2 separate regions of the Homo sapiens genome follow, and region 1 is linked to region 2. Evidence: read pairs that join two places in POLR2A ChIA-PET (ENCODE). Cell type or tissue: Caco-2. All regions are shown on one strand. Each heading gives the region's core, and the rest is flanking DNA. Links, peaks and the distances in the headings are about the cores only.

Evidence for each region. ChIA-PET counts read pairs that join two places held together with the same protein. Peaks named below come from ENCODE experiments on the same cell type or tissue, not always from the same donor. Only the 100,000 strongest peaks of a DNase experiment are listed, where the experiment ranks them.
Region 1: POLR2A ChIA-PET joins it to region 2 with 9 read pairs; 3 of 35 experiments call an interaction of 5 or more read pairs at or near these places.

What each region holds. Positions count from the first base shown.
Region 1 is chr12:4,222,417-4,230,254 of GRCh38, reverse strand. No RefSeq gene overlaps it. Among named protein-coding and RNA genes, the nearest start is that of CCND2, 47 kb to the left of the region's middle. In Caco-2, for the core only: no CTCF peak of the experiment used is centred there; no DNase peak of the experiment used is centred there.
Region 2 is chr12:4,026,794-4,034,631 of GRCh38, reverse strand. No RefSeq gene overlaps it. Among named protein-coding and RNA genes, the nearest start is that of LINC03141, 19 kb to the right of the region's middle. RefSeq lists a silencer at 3,231-3,470 and enhancers at 6,539-7,043, 7,044-7,549. In Caco-2, for the core only: no CTCF peak of the experiment used is centred there; DNase peaks (open chromatin) are centred at 1,719, 2,396, 2,677 and 3,141; H3K4me3 peaks cover 929 bases.

The sequences.
Region 1 (7,838 bases), core at 1,408-5,407, 200 kb before region 2:
GTAGGCTCTGGATACATTCAGTCTATATTTCAGAAGAAAAGCCTTAATTCTCCTGATAGCTCTTATCTCATGGCCTGTCCAGGAAAAGGGAGTCTTGCTATAAATTTTCTCCAAAATTATGGCTGCCCTCCAGACACATGGGCCCCCAAGGGTCAAGGAAAAATCCCACTGCTTTAATGAGGAGCCAGGACACACAGAGCCTGGCAGAACAGACAGTGCCTTGGGCTTCGAGCAATGCAGACAGGCTCTGCAACAAGGAAAGTACCCAAGACTCGGGGCAGAAGTCTCCCACCCATCACTCTGACTTTTAGCCTTGCTTTGTGCTGCTTCCCAGCCCACGTTCCTCAGGCAACCCAGATTCCACCTCATTGCCACCCACACCTCACCTTTGCTCCTTCCCACTCCTGGGGTCTGCACATGGGCTAATCTCCACCTTGGAAATGCCACACCCTTCTCTTCATCAGTCCTTGTGTCTCCTAGCAATGCCTGGCTTCCCTGGTACCACTTCCAAGAAGCTTTCTGAACTCATCCCTAGTGACACCAGCCACTCTATTTCTTAGTACCTGCACAGTATTTAAACTCTTTGGACTCTAATATGGAACGCTTGGCCTCCTTTCACTGATGCTCCCTTTCAGTGCCTCATTCCTATGCTGCGTGACGAGGAAGAAGACTGACAGCCCTTGATATAGGGGCTTAAGCATTAAAGGCAATGGTCTTGTTGTGGGAAATAGAGGACCAGAGAGACCGATATGGGGAACAGGACGATTGTTTATTTAAGGTACGCACCAGCTCAGTGGATTCATATCCAAAAAGCTGAGCCAGTTAGCAACTTAAATAAACAATCCTACTGTTCCCCATGTCGGTCTCTCCGGTCCTCTATTTCCCACAATAGTCTCCCATGGGGTGTATATACACCATGGGGACTGCATGAGATGCATGGGGTTAGAAAGAGCACGGTAAACTTCTATTGATTTCAGAAACACCATCATTCAAGACCAGCCTGGGCAACATAGGGAGATCCCTTCTCTAAAAAAAATTTTTTTTTAATTTCACTAGGCAAAGTGGCATACACCTGTGGCCTCAGCTACTCGGGAGGCTGAGGCGGGAGGATTACTTGCACCTGGGTGATTGAGGCTGCAGTGAGCCTGATGGTGCCACTGCACTCCAGCCTGGGCAACAGAGTGAGACTCTGTCTCAAAAAAAGAAAATACCATTGTAAAGCAGGGGCTTCAATAATAATGTACCAATAATAATATGTTAACGATAACATAATGTTAACGATGTATCAATATAATTATTATTAATAATGTGTTAACAATATTGATATTGGTTCATTAATCGTGACAAATGTACTATAGTAATATAAGATATTACAGTAATAATAGGAGAAACTGGGTGTGGGTATATAAGAACCACAACTTCTCTCTAAATCTACACTTATTCTAAAATTAAAAGCTGATTTAAAAATACTAATATTTTCAGAGTCTATATTTTACAGGTGTTTCGTGATATGCGCAATGTTATTCTAAAAGCACAACATGGTTAAAATATAGATTCTGTTTCACGACAGCCGCACCCAAATGAGGTAGAAGTGTCCACAGGCAGATGACCCAGGCCGCTAAAACGTCTCTGCTCCATCAGACTATCCAAAGACTTGTGTCTTCCCTTTCCTGTTGCTTCAACAGTTTTTGATTTGTCCTTATCCATAGAGGCCGAGAGAGCTTGCTCCCCAGTCCATGCTCCAGGGGGCGGCATGAAGAAAGTGAAGTATAGGGGATCGTCTTCGTCCATTTGTGTTGCAGGAAAGGAATACCTGAGGCTGGATAATTTATAAAGAAAAAAGGATTTATTTGGCTCACCGTTCTGCAGGCCGTGCAAGAAGTTTGGCACCAACACCGCTTCTGGTGAGAGCTTCAGGCTGCTTCCACTCATGGCGGAAGGGGACGGGGTGTTGGCGTGTGCAGACATCACGTGGTGAGAGAGGCAACAATGAGTGAGGGGCGGTGGGGATTGCCCGGCTGTTTTAAACAACCAGCTCGGGCGGGAGCTAGTGAGTGAGAACTCACTCAGTATCGCGAGAACAGAACCAAGCGATTTCTCAGGGATCCACCTCTATGACCCAAACACCTCTAACATTGGGGATCCAATTTTAACATGAGGTTTGTGGGAACAAACATCCAAACTATAGCAGGGCAGGTTAAAAAAATGTACATATCACTTCCGCTGAAGTCTCCACAACGTGACCCAAACGGCTCTGCCCAGCTGCTAGGGCATGGAAAACAGAGTCTGAATTTTGAGTAGCTACAGGCCCAGCCGACATGTCGGGGGCTTAATACTGTAGAAGAAGGTAAACAGGATGTTGAGAGACAGCGAGCATTCTTTGCCATAGTTGATGATATTTCTATTTATTTATTTTATGATTTGTAAATAAGTAGATATACATATATTGAAAGGACTGTGCATTTTTTAACTGATAGAGGTGCACAGTAACAATAATATACGCCACCAGTTTCAGATACCAGCCAGGGCACAGTTTGTATTTCTGACTCAGGATTCTCGGATCCTGATGATGGGTGCTTTCACCCCAAGTTCTAACTGGATCTGCAGTTAGAACAGTTAGAACGTGTGTAAGTTTCTGTGAGGCTCAGTATATCCTAAAATCTTGTCTCCTTCGGGTCTGTTCCCTAGTTTCCCAGGATCTGTTAGCAACCTCTCACTTCTTGTGTGCAAGGAAAACTATCTGTTTTCTCTGGAAGATTTTCATTTCAGTCAGTGAGACTAGGGAGTGAGGAAGAGAGGTGAGGAAGGACAAGGACAGCGTCTGAGAGAGATGGGCAGTCAGAGAAAGAAACAGTAACAGATAAAGAATGAGAAAGGGATAAGGAGAGAGTGGTCAGACATTGGGACTGGAGCCCAGGAGAGGGGCTGCTGAGGTGGAGAGAGGCCAAGAGGAGGGAAGGCTCAGAGCGCGGCTGGCCCAAAGGCAGTGGGCATTTGTCTGGAGGCCTGTCAGGTCACTTGCTCTCAGAAGGTGGGGAAGGCAGACAGTGCATAGTGGGGCCTGGGAGGGCTGCTCGTAGCCAATGTCTGGGGGGCTACGCAGTCCACTTTGCCAAGGTTGTTCTACCCTAAAGATGATCTCAGAAGGGAAGAGGGGCAGGGCTGTTTTGTAGGTGGGAGGAGAGGGTCTGGTCACTTTTCTCTCCCCACTGTGTCCCCCTCTGCACTTACATGGGACAGACTTTGCGCAGGCTTTGTGTTTATTTGTATAGGTGGGTTTATTTCTTGGTCTATGTTCTTGTCTCCCAGGAGACGACACATGCCCCAAACACTTCCTCCCTGGTGTTTAGGGAAACAGAGTTTCCACCCAAGTGGAATAGGAGTGCCGAACGCTAGGGGTGATGTTCACCTGTGAAGACTGGGGAGGGCTTCATGGAGGAGGTATCAGTCTTGAAGGACAAGAAAGGGATTTTGCCAAGTAGAGATGGGATGAGGAGGAAGGGCATTCACAACAGTGGGAATCCTGTGATCGAAGGCCAGGAAGCCCAGGGTATAGCAACACCAAGGGAGCAAAGAGGAAGGAAGAGGGAGGGAGGAGAGGACCGGGAAGCTGGGGCTGCTCCCTGTACTGGTAACAGGAATGCAACAAAGTGGCTTCCATCAAATGATAAACAAAACTCACACAGCTGATAAACACAGCTCTGTGTTTCATATTCTGTCTGCAGAAGATAGGGTCAGGACCAGGTGTCAGGACTGTTGCTCTGACAATGGGCAGCATTCTGTAAACTCCATGGTCCCAGGAGACCCTGGGCATATGATTTTCATGTCCACAGAGGGATGCTTCTTTCTCACCCTAAAGGTCAATGTTTCCCAAGTCCTAGACACCAGAGTTATCGTGACCACCATGAAGTGGCCAGTGAGGGTGACCAAAGCTGTCAAACAGGCAATTCATCAGACAGGTAGTGTCAGTCAGCCAACATATAACTCTTCCCTCCCTCTTTTGCCACTGGCATCTGCACCACTCTATTGTTGCAGAACTAGTCCAGCTTTAGTTCCATACACGATTTCATTCTGCTTATCATGTATGTTTTCTTGAACATCTTCATTCCATGAGCTGGCGTGGCGGAGTGTGTTCTGATTCTCTTCCCGCCCTGGTGGTGCTCTTTCTCTGTCTCCTGTGCTCTTTCCTTTTCTTCTCTCCCTCTATGGGCCCTTCCGACTGCCTTTTTCCTCCTTGTGCACACTCCACTGAGTTTTACAAACACACCCATGGCTTTAGCAGGCACCTCTGTTAGGTGGATATTTATCTGCAGAGATTGTGGATTGCTTGGAATACTTTTAGCAGCACGTAATGGAGACCTTGGCTCAACTGGCTTAAACAAGAAGGACAGGAGTCCTGAGGTTGTTTCTAGGGTTGGATAACTTGGTGGGCTGATGATATCATCAGAGACCCAGTTTCTTTGCATCCTTCTGCTCTGCCATCCTTAGCATGTTGGTTTTGGCCTCAGCCATATCCTCTCATGGTCACCGGATGGCTGCAGCAGCTTCTGGCAATGCCTCCTCACAGAGCCGTAACTGCAGGGCAGATGCTCTTTTTGTCTCTTTTTAATCTCTTTAAAAATAAAGATGACTTTTCTCAAATCCTCCTTGCACACTTCCTCTACCATTTCATTGTCCAGACCTGTATTATGTTTCCAATCTTAAACACTGGCCGAGGGAATGGAATTCTCTGTGATTGTATTGGGCTAATCAAGATTTTGCTAGGGTCTAACGCTGGACTAGGATCCAGCCTCCTCTGAAAACGTGGCCGCTCGATATGTGAACAAACGTGGGACACAGTTAGCTGAGAAAAGGGAGAGAGTTGTTTGATAATCAACCGTTTCTGCCACATATGGTGGCCAGGTCTTTGTCTCCAACTCAGATGTTTCTCCTAAATCCAGACCTGTATTTTCAACTACCTTCTGGACATGTCTGCTTGGAGGTCTTAAAGACGCCTCACATTTAACATACTCCTGGCTGAGCACATTCCTCAGGACAGCTTTCTCTCTCTCTTGAGTCCCCTGAGTTGTTGATGACTCTACCATTCTCATAGGCTCCCAGATGGGAAACTTTCTGCAGGTCTTTGTCCTCCTGCCTTTCTTTGTCTCCATTTCAGCCACTAACAAGAATATCAGAGTTGCAGACAGTAAAGGGAAAATCTGGTCTTTGGGAATGCCCAAGTCAACCAGGGATGGCCAACAGCTTTTATCTTGCATACCTGCTTCCATTAATTAATAATAACTATCTGGAGACTTGTGTGAGACAGATTCTAAGGCAAGTCTGGGCTCTAGAAGACAAGTACGTCTTGATTGATCAGCAACACCTATTGTGGATATGGGAGACTAAAGTAGTGAGACACATGCCATATATTTGCTGTGCTTGTGCTGGGGTTGGTTTATGGAAAGTAACGGGATCAACTTGTGGCAACGTTAACAGAGATAAGATGATTAATGCTAGTTAACATGTATTGAACACAAACGGCACACCAGGCACTGTGAACAGGACGTCACGTGGATGGCCTTATTTGGTAATTTGTCTCATTTGACAACCCTGAGAAGGAAACACGGTGATTAATTACTCCTGCTGGGTAACTGAGACTTTGTTGAGTATCTTGCCCAAGATGATGCAGCCAACGAGTGGGAGAGCCAGGATTCCGTCTGGATCATTGGACTCCACAGTCCTTCCGCATTGTCAGCGGGTAACCTGGGCTGCTGGACCCACGTCCTCATTTTCCTTTACTAGAACATGCCTCTCACACCTGCAACGTGCATACAGGCTGCTGGAGGCTCTCGTTAAAATGCAGATTCTGACCGAGTGCATCTGGGGTGGGGTCTGAGCTTCTGCCTTTCTAATACTTCCCCAGGAAATGATGATGCTGCTGGTCCACGAACCACACTGAGAGCAGCAAGGTTTAGAAGTGCAAGGTCTGTAAATGCTCAATTTCCAGTGCTCAGAGCATATGTTAGGTGCTATACAATTATTTATTGGACCAATGATGAATCATTATTATCATAATTATCATCACTTCCACACACTGTGTGGCAATGTTGATATTTCAGAGCATTTTGATACCTGCCATCTAATTAAAAGTCAAAACAATCCCATGACCCCTACAAAGCAGATGCTGGGCTCCTATGACAGAGGCTGACTTGCTACTCATGAAACCTGTTCCCGTTTTCCCCCCCAGGTACGTGGCTCAGGTATGTTTCCCAGTCTTCTTTGGAGTGCAATGCTGCCATTGAATGAGCAAAAAATGATGTATGCAGTTTACAGGCCTGGTCCCTAGAATAGACGCCTCTCACAGAATCCTCACTCCACTTTCTCTACCCTATCTGGCAGCTGGATGTCACCATCTAGGTGTCCCTGGAAGCCAGGTTGAAGATGGCAGAGCCAGTGCCAGCCTGGGTTCCTGAATGATATTGTGAAGTGGCTCCCCATCTTTGGTACCAGGTGGACTTTAAGTGAATACGAAATTTGCTTTGTCTTAAGGCACTGAGATTTGGGACTTTCACTGCTATATTATTAGCTAGTGTTATCTTAACTAATGCAGTTCCCCATTTTTCAGATGAGGAAGCTGAGGTCAAGAACAGTAAAGTGATTTCTTTTTTTTTTTTTTTTCAGGAACACAAACAAGCTAAAGAAAGAAATGAAGCTCAAATCCAACTCTTCTGACTCTTGCTTCTGACCTTCCTTGAACTTCAGGGTGGAGACTCAGCCATGTTCTCTGAAGGCTTTCTCATTATTTGCTGCCTGCTCTTCCATTTTGCCCTCTAGGGCTGAGGCTAGGGTAGAGAGTAGGATAGCAAGACAGGGGCAGGCAGAGTAGAGAGACGTAGCTGTGAGAAAGGAACAACCCTAAGAATGCTGACGATCAGGCCAGACTTCTGCCAGCCAAAGATTCCCGTGGTTGCTTTCTCCATAGTTTGTAGAATTGAACTCTACAACTGGACCTGATTTTCTTGCATTCAGATCCATGCCACGCCTTTTTCAGAAATAGGGCTGTGCAACTTAATTTGTTTCTGGGTGACTGTGAGCCAAATCGTGAAGTAGCGAGGACTTGTCCTCAGAACCAATCCAACTCTCCAATACTTCACCCCGTTCTGTCCCTTTTCTGCTTTTCGAGATCCTTTTCTCATCTATAAAGTTGCAGGGGCCTGTTTTGTGTTTTCGCTGTGTATTATAACATAAATAGCACTTGAGAAGAGTCAGAAAAACTTAACCTTTCTGGGCCTTCAGCTATAGTGATCTCTAAAGTTCCTACAAGTTCTAATCATCTAAGAATTGTTCCAAAGGGAGGATCTAATGCTAGTCATTTGTTATCATAAATTTATACCCAAAGTGCTTTTCCAGATACATTTTAAACTTTATTTCTGACAGCAGAGTAAAATAATTTCATTTCTTGAGGTTCTATTTCTAGAGACTGATTGCATTTCCTATTAAAATTTGATTATTTTGTAGGAATAGAAAAAGTCATCCTAACATTCACATGGAATCTCAAGGAACCCAGATAGCCAAAACAATCTTGAAAAGGGAAAACAAAGTTGGAGGACTCATACTTCTTCATTTCAAAGCTTATTACAAAGCTATAGTAATCAAAACTGTGTGGTACTGACATAAAGACAGACATGTGGACCAGCAGAATAGCATAGAGAGTCCAGAAATAAACCTTCAAGTACATGGTAAAATGATTTTCAACAAGGGAGACAAGACTATTCAATAGGTAAAAGACAGTTTGCACAATAAATTGTGCTAGGAAAACTGAATTTTACAAGCAAAAGAATAAAGTTGGACTCCTACCT
Region 2 (7,838 bases), core at 1,283-5,282:
ACTCTGCAGGGCAAATATAATCATCTTTCCTCTGCGGAGGAGGACTTGGAAGAGATCGGTTAACTCTTTTCAAAAGTTAAGCAATTTCCTTCTTGAGAGCTTGAAGTGGGACAGAATGCAAGTCACCTGTCCTGCCTGCAAGAACTTCTTGTCCCTCCCCCTCCAATCCATACCCCTCGATTCAGCATGAAGGGTCTGAATTCCAGTGGATTCAGACTTTTTTGTTACCAGGACCCACAATAATAAGTATATTTCATACCATGATTCAGAACATACACAATCACACACACACAAACACATTTCATGAACCAATACTTACAGCACACACAGATTTTCATATTTTTCTATTCCATTCTATTCTCATCCATTCTATTTTTCAAATGTCAGTCATGACCTGAATTTCCCTGTATAACCTGAAGTTTGAAAAACAATGTTCCTACCACTGATCTCTCCCACCTATTCAAAAGACTGTAGCTATTCTCCATTTCCTACAAAATAAAGTCCAAATTTCTTAAGAGGACAGATAAAACCATTTATAACTCTGCCTTCCAGCTCCAGTTCTGCCATCTTCACCTGAGCTCACAACACACCTGGCGACTGGCCTTTCCTAGGAGACGCAAGCCCCACTACACAGTCTCACTTTCTGCCTTGCTCAGGCCCTACCCACAGGCTAGATGCACTTCTCACTACAAGAAAAACTGCTCTTTCTCCTTAGAAATATCCCAGGTATCACCCCCTTCTGAAGACTACCCTGACCTGCCCAAGCAGAACTAAACTCTGCACCAGGTTTCCAGTCTAGGAACTCTTTTTTGTATAGTGCATAATGATCATCTGACCCTCCTGATGGTTTAGATGTCTTTCCCTATTTCTGAATTGGTAGGAATACATTTTTAAATCCTTTCCTTTATGATTGGCACCTGCCTTTTTCTTTCTCAATCTTCAGCCTATTCCCCCTCCCCATCTGCATACATCCCAGAGCCCCCCATACAACTGGAAGATCACAGAGAAGGAAAAAGGAGAATGGTCAAAGTTAGTTGTGGCAAACCAATCTGGTTCTCGTTTTTCTTCCTCCAAATTTGCAGTCCTGTTTCCAGGAGATCCAAGCTTGGCAAAGGCATAGCATGATTCATCTGAATCACAAGAAGTTGGAGAAGGCAAGTGAGGTGGAGAAACCAAGGCAGAGTGCGAAGAGTGGCTGCCTCAGGCTACAAAACCAGGGCAGGAACTGACAGTACAAACAGAATAAATAATACTGATTCACAGGCCAGAGAAACCTGTCGCCAAAAAATGCCCTGTTGCAATCTCAGCTGGTAGGCTGTGGATGGCCTGATTTACAACCAGTTTCAGAGTTTAATGAACTCTCAGGTCACCTTTATCTATATAAAAATAACAACAAAAAGACCCCTAGTGCTATGCAGTTTTCAAAGCAATTACTCACACATTATTCCATTTCATCGTGGAGTGTCAGAGTTGTAAGGGACTTTAAGAGGTCAATTAGCTTAATCCCTCATCCTGCTGCAGATGAAAAGGAGACTGAGAATAGGCAAGTGACTTGCCCAAGGTCACACCCCTGTGTTAGCAGCACAGTGCAATGCTCTTTTTTACCAAACCACACTTCTCACACACAGAAGTAGCCAGTGCTCCAATGGTCTCTTGATTCAGAGCGCTCTAAGAGTTTCACTCTGCCTGGATTTCAAAGCCCTTCAAAGGAGGGAGGGTGGTGCCTGCCTTATCTTTCAAAGATTCCCAAGCGCAGAGATTCTATGGCATCTCTCTGGTCAACTCTTTTTTTTTTTTTTTTTTTTTTTTTTAGACGGAGTCTCACTCTTGTTGCCCATGTTGGAGTGCAATGGTGCAACCTCGGCTCACTGCAACCTCCGCCTCCCAGGTTCAAACGATTCTCCTGCCTCAGCCTTCCGAGTAGCTGGGATTACAGGCAGTTGCCACCACGCCCGGCTAATGTTTTGTATTTTTAATAGAGACGGGGTTTCACCATGTTGGCCAAGCTGGTCTCGAACTCCTGACCTCAGGTGATCCACCCACCTCGGCCTCCCAAAGTGCTGGGATTACAGGAACGAGTCACCGCACCCAGCCTCCGGTCAACTCATAATTTGCTGCCACAGTCGGCTAATCTGGTCTTCACAGTATTGTATCCCCATTACCAAGAGTGCCTAAGCTATTAACCCACCAGTAACAGGTGCCAAATTGCCTCTTCTTCTGCACAAGATGTTCGTTTAAAATCAAATTGCACATAAACCCCTCCAGTCCCAACTCACTTCCCTCAGCCCTCGGCCTTTTTTGGTCTTCTTTCCCCTTGGTGCTCCCAATCCTGCCTACTGGGCGTCTCTAAGATGACGTTGGGAGGGGAAGCTGGGTGGCCTGGGGGAGCAGCTATGGAGTTGTGCAGGAGCAGGCGGGCAAGTCACAGGGCTTTATCCACCCCGCGCCCACAGGCCCCAGGAAGGGGTACCGCGATCGCCTGATGTCACTACACTCATGGACTCTTCCAGACCGGCTCTCTCATCTTACAGATGGGGAAACTGAGGCCGGGAGTGCAGAAGGGGCTTGCCCAAGCACGTTAGTAAGACTAAGCTGGGAGAACACGCCAAGTTTCCACACTCCCAGGCCAGCTCACTTCCTCTACTGTCCGCCTTCCCCTTCGCCCATGAGGAAACTGAAGCTTAGGGAGGTGGAGAGATGACCTAGAACCGCTCGGCTTCCCCAGGCCGGGTCCAGGAGCAGAAGCGCGGAGAGAGGGGAGAAAGGGAGGCCGGGACCGGGCACAACTCCAGGGGGCACTGCTCGCCCCGCGGTCTACGTGCCCCCCGGCCCTTTGTGCCCTGCTGAAGTTGGGGAGAGGGCGCAGGGAAGAAAGGGCAGGTGCCCTGACCCTCCAGAAAACCAGCCCCTCGGGGCCGCCCAGAGTCGGGGAGGCCTGGCCCCCGGCACTGCCCACGGCCTCTCCTCCGGGGAGACGGGGTCCGAATGCCTTTCCCCATTCAGCGGGATTATCCCTTTTGAATTGTTTAAAAAAAAAAAAAAAAAGCTGCAGCTAGCGAACCCTGCCTGACAACACCGAAGGAATTTTTCCCAGGGATCGGCCGAAAGCTGACTCACATTTAAAGGCTTGCCCGAAGTGGTCATGCCCCTCTGAGCAAATACCACAGGCATGCGAGCACGCGTCCGCGGCCTCCTGGCGGCGCGGCCTCCGGGCGCGGCCGGCGATTGGAGCAGCGCAGCGCCCCTTCTCCCCCGCGCAGCCAATCGCAGCGCCGCGCCTCTGGGTTGCTAGCCGGGCCGCCGGGCGCGGGGAGGCGCGGGCGGGGAGTTGTCCCTGCTCGTTTCCCGGCCCCGGGCGGGGGCGCGGCGGGCGGGCGGGAGGCTCAGGCAGTGGGTTTCGGCAAGTATGGCCCTGGAGGGAAAGCCAAGGAAAGGGCTGAGCCACCTACGCCGCAGGCCCTTTGAGCCCCGCGGTCCCCCTCCGGAATGTGCGCGGCGGCGAGAGGCGCTCGGCCTGGGCCCGGCTTGGAGGCGCATTGCTGCGCATCTTCCCCGGACCGCAGGAGCCTGGCCTGCGAGCCACCCTCGCCTGCCTCAAAACTCCGACGCCCGGCAGTCATCTCCTGGCCACTCCACCATTGCAGAAGGCAGCGGGGGGAGGGGGGCACGGGCTCATAAATCGCGGAAGAGCAGTCAGAGACCCTAGTTCACAGCTACATTACAACCAGATTAACGTGCGATCCTGGCCAAGGCTTCTCACAATTGTAGTTCTGGTGTTTTGGGGTTTTTTTCTCGTGTTTCAAATGAGAGGTTTGAGCAGGATCATTAGAGTCCTTGGCGCTAAGATTCAGGTTCTTGTAAGAACCGAGATCCAGTTCTTATACTTCAGCCCCAAACGATTTTCCACGCAGCGGCCCAAGTGCTTTTCTCAACATGTAAATGGCATCATGTCATTCCCCCACCTTAGTACCTCTGAGCATCTCTGTCCCTCTCCATCCAGCTTTATCCCAGTGGTCTTTCTGGGCTGCTTGAAATTACTGCCCCTCTCCCCCAGCTTTTTCCTGCCTCAGGCCTTTGCGCGTGCTGTTTCCTTCACTATCTCTTGGCCAATTCCTAACTCATCCTTCAGGTCTCCGCATAAATGGCATTTTACTAGTGAAGCCTTCCCTGTGCCCCAATCTGAATGAGGTCCCACTGCTACTCCCACGTGACACCCTGCGGTTTTCCATCATGCCTATGTTAAAAGCTGTAATTTTCTAATTTTATTTGCTTACTATCTCTTCCACTAGAAAGGACAGAGGCCACTTCTATTTTGTACCCCATCAGAACAGTTAAATTATCCCCAGGTAAGTAAAGAATTATCATACCCATTTAACAGATAAGGTGGTGGAAGTTGAGACAGGTTAGATAACTTACCTAGGTTCAAATAGCCAAAGGTGTTAGAACCTATGGGCTTCTACTTCTGTCAGGAAATTGGATTATAAAATAATAGGCCTTCCAAGAAATAGCAAATAAATTGCTAGAACAGATGGCTTTAGCACTTTAGATGCTGTGGTTTTGCCCCTGCCCTTCAGGACTCTTTCCATACCAATGAAAGTTCTATTCCTTTATTCATTCAACAAATATTTATGGTGTATCTATTATAAGCTAAGCAGCACAATCGTAAACAAGAGATTTCCTTTCCAGAATCTACAGAACACTAGCTACACAGTACAGCCTTTTCTACCATGGAGCAGTATCCAAACTGTCCATTTAGTTAAGAATTTTGGTCATCTTTTCTGATATTTTGTTTATTTTGGTGTCTGTTCTGATATGTGGTAGGCTTAGCCTACCAGATACATGTATATATAGATGTATACCTACCATATGTGTGTGAATATATGTATATACGCACACATCCTTTTTTTTTTTTTTTTTTTTGAGACAGGGTCTCACTGTTGCCCATGCCCAGGCTGGAGTGGTGGTCACAATCATGGCTCACTGCAGCCTTGAGCTCCCTGGACTCAAGTGATCCTCCCACCTCAGCCTCCCGAGTAGCTGGGACTACAGGTGCACCCCACCACACCTGGCTAATTTTTGTATTTTTTTCTAGACACAAGGTTTCGCCATATTGCCCAGGCTGATCTCGAACTCCTGGGCTCAAGTGATCCTCCCGCCTCAGCCTCCCACAGTGCTGGGATTACAGGTGTGAGCCACCATGCCCAGCTGCCTGTATTTTTTATTGGACTAAAAAATGCATCCCAAAACTTGGTCAAAAAAATAAATTTCTTTTAAAATGTATACTGCTGTTAGGTGGGGCACAGTGGCTTAGGCTTGTAATCCCAGCACTTTGGGAGGCCGAGGCGGGCGGATCACCTGAGGTCGGGAGTTTGAGACCAGCCTGACCAACATGAAGAAACACCGTCTCTACTAAAAATACAAAATTACCAGGCATGGTGGCGCATTCCTGTAATCCCAGCTACTCGGGAGGTTGAGGCAGGAGAATCACTTGAACCTGGGAGGCAGAGGCTGTGGTGAGCCGAGATCATGCCACTGCACTCCAGCCTGGGCAACAAGAGCAAAACTCCCTCTAAAAAAATAAATAAATAAATAAATAAAATTTATACTGCTGTTTCTTTGAATTACCAATGTGATCTGGGTGCCAGTCATAGTTATCTCTAAAGGAAGATGCTAAGGCAGGGAAGCTTTACGCATGGCAAGAAACTTTTCTAGGTATCATCCCCTCAGCTGTGATTCAGAAGCTAGCCTGCCTTCACCCCTACGGGTCCTAGGTATTCCCTCCCATTCCCTCTTGCCCCTCTAGCAAGTCACTGTCCTTCCAAGCCTCATGCTCCTCATCTGGCCTGAATGCTTTCTAGCAGTGAAGAATGTATGAAGTGAAGAATTCCCTCACTTATTCAGCAAATATTTACTGGTCATCTGCTGTGCACTAGGCACCTTTCCAGTACTGGGACTATAATGGGAACAAAACTTGTGGTTGCTGTCCTCAAAAAGCTTACTCTCCAATAAGGAAAAGGCTGGTGTAACCATCAGTCCACCCAATTAAACAACCACCAATCTAGCAATCACACATTCACACATAATCATGCACTGAACTGAGTGATGGGTGAGTGCATTCGTGTGCTAAAGCCTTGTGGCAGGAGGGATCCTGCATTCAAGGAACCAGAGAAAGCCACCCACGCCGGAGAGAGACAGGAGGAAAGGAAAAGAGGAGGCAAACCAATCATGCAGAGCTCCGGAGAACATGAGGACTTTGGTATAGTTCCAAAGAGCAATGGGAATCCACTGGAAGGTTTTAAGATGAGGATTTCAAGTTCTAGTTTTTACTCTAGAAATATCATTAGCTGAGGCATGGGGCACGAATTAGGTGGGGAGAGGGTGAGGAAGAGTGGAAGTGAGAAGACAAGTTCAGAGATCAGAGGTGGTGGAAAACTGGATTATAGTGATGATAGTGGGGAAGAGCAAGTCATCAGATTGAAGAGAATTCATCCATACTGAACTGTCTTCAAAGCTCAGTTTTCTCATCCCTGACACATTTTCTCCCAGTAAAACGTGCATACCACATTGTAAACTCCAGCTTTTTCCAAGTCTACCAACGCTTGGCCTGGTCTGTGCTTGCTGTGCTTGCTCTCCTTCATTCTGGAATACTGGCAGAGTGGACGTGGATGCGGATCCACTGAACTGTAGGTCTCCTACATGTGTCTGTATCTTCCTGCCTTCTCTCCCTTCCAGTGACTCAACCCACCATCTCTGTCCTTACCTCCTTGGGCCATCTTTTGGAGCATGTCCTGGCTTTTCCGTGGGACTGGTCCCTGTGGCTCCCCATGTGGTTCCACAGTGGAGGTTCAGAGCCTACAGTATGGACTCTGTGGGCAAAGCCTGCAGTGTGGACTCTGGGCAAAGCTGGTGGGGAGGGTGTGGCCAGCGTGAGGCCCCATTTCATTTCAGTCCTGTCCATCACTGCTTGCAGGCCCTGGGCCAATCTTGCCCCCCTCCTGCATATTGTTCCATGTGAGCCCTGGAAATGTCACTGGCCTGTTTCACTTTCAGTTTCCTGGTACAAACACACACCCACGCGTGCACACACACACCCCCACCCATGTGGCTGCCTCAGGCTGTGGTGCAGCGGGGATGCATCACCTGCTCCTTCAGGTCACCCATGTGGGAAATGAGCCTTGTATAACTGAGAAATGTGTGCTTCTCAATATTTTGCAAAGCTGCCCACCCTTACAAAATCCAGTTTTTTCATTGAACTCCTCTACTGAACTCTGAGGGAGGGTGTCTCCACCTAAAAAGGGAGTGCTGTGGGTACCTCTGAGCCATGAATCCAGTCTGGCTGGCTCTCCACAGTAGGAATCACAGTGACTCCCCACTGTGCTGGCTGAGGGACAGTTAGCTTCACACCAGGGAAAAGTCCCTGGTCTCCTGGCCTGCCTCCTATGGCCCCTGGCAGTCCTTGGTCCCAAGAGAGCTTGGCGGAAAGGATGCGAAGAGCTCCAGGCACCCAGTCATCCCTCTGGGAACCTCCACTCCTGAAGTGTGTGCAGGAGAAAGAAGGGGGTGCATCCCCTTTTCTATAAAAGACACTGTTTGTTTAAAGTTCTGAGACCCACTCAGCGGCCGCTCGCCAAAACACAAGAGAAAGTAGGGTCTCTGAGGGGCACATCTCTTTGCTATCCACCGGTTCATAGTGCAATTAGCAGAATGGCCTGGCCCTTCCCACAGTCTCCATTCATTCTTTCTTTCCTTTATTCATTTACCAGAATAATGAGTTACCCAAGAGCAGGGACCATATCGTATTCATCTGTGTATTCCCATCACTTAGCACTGGGCCTGGC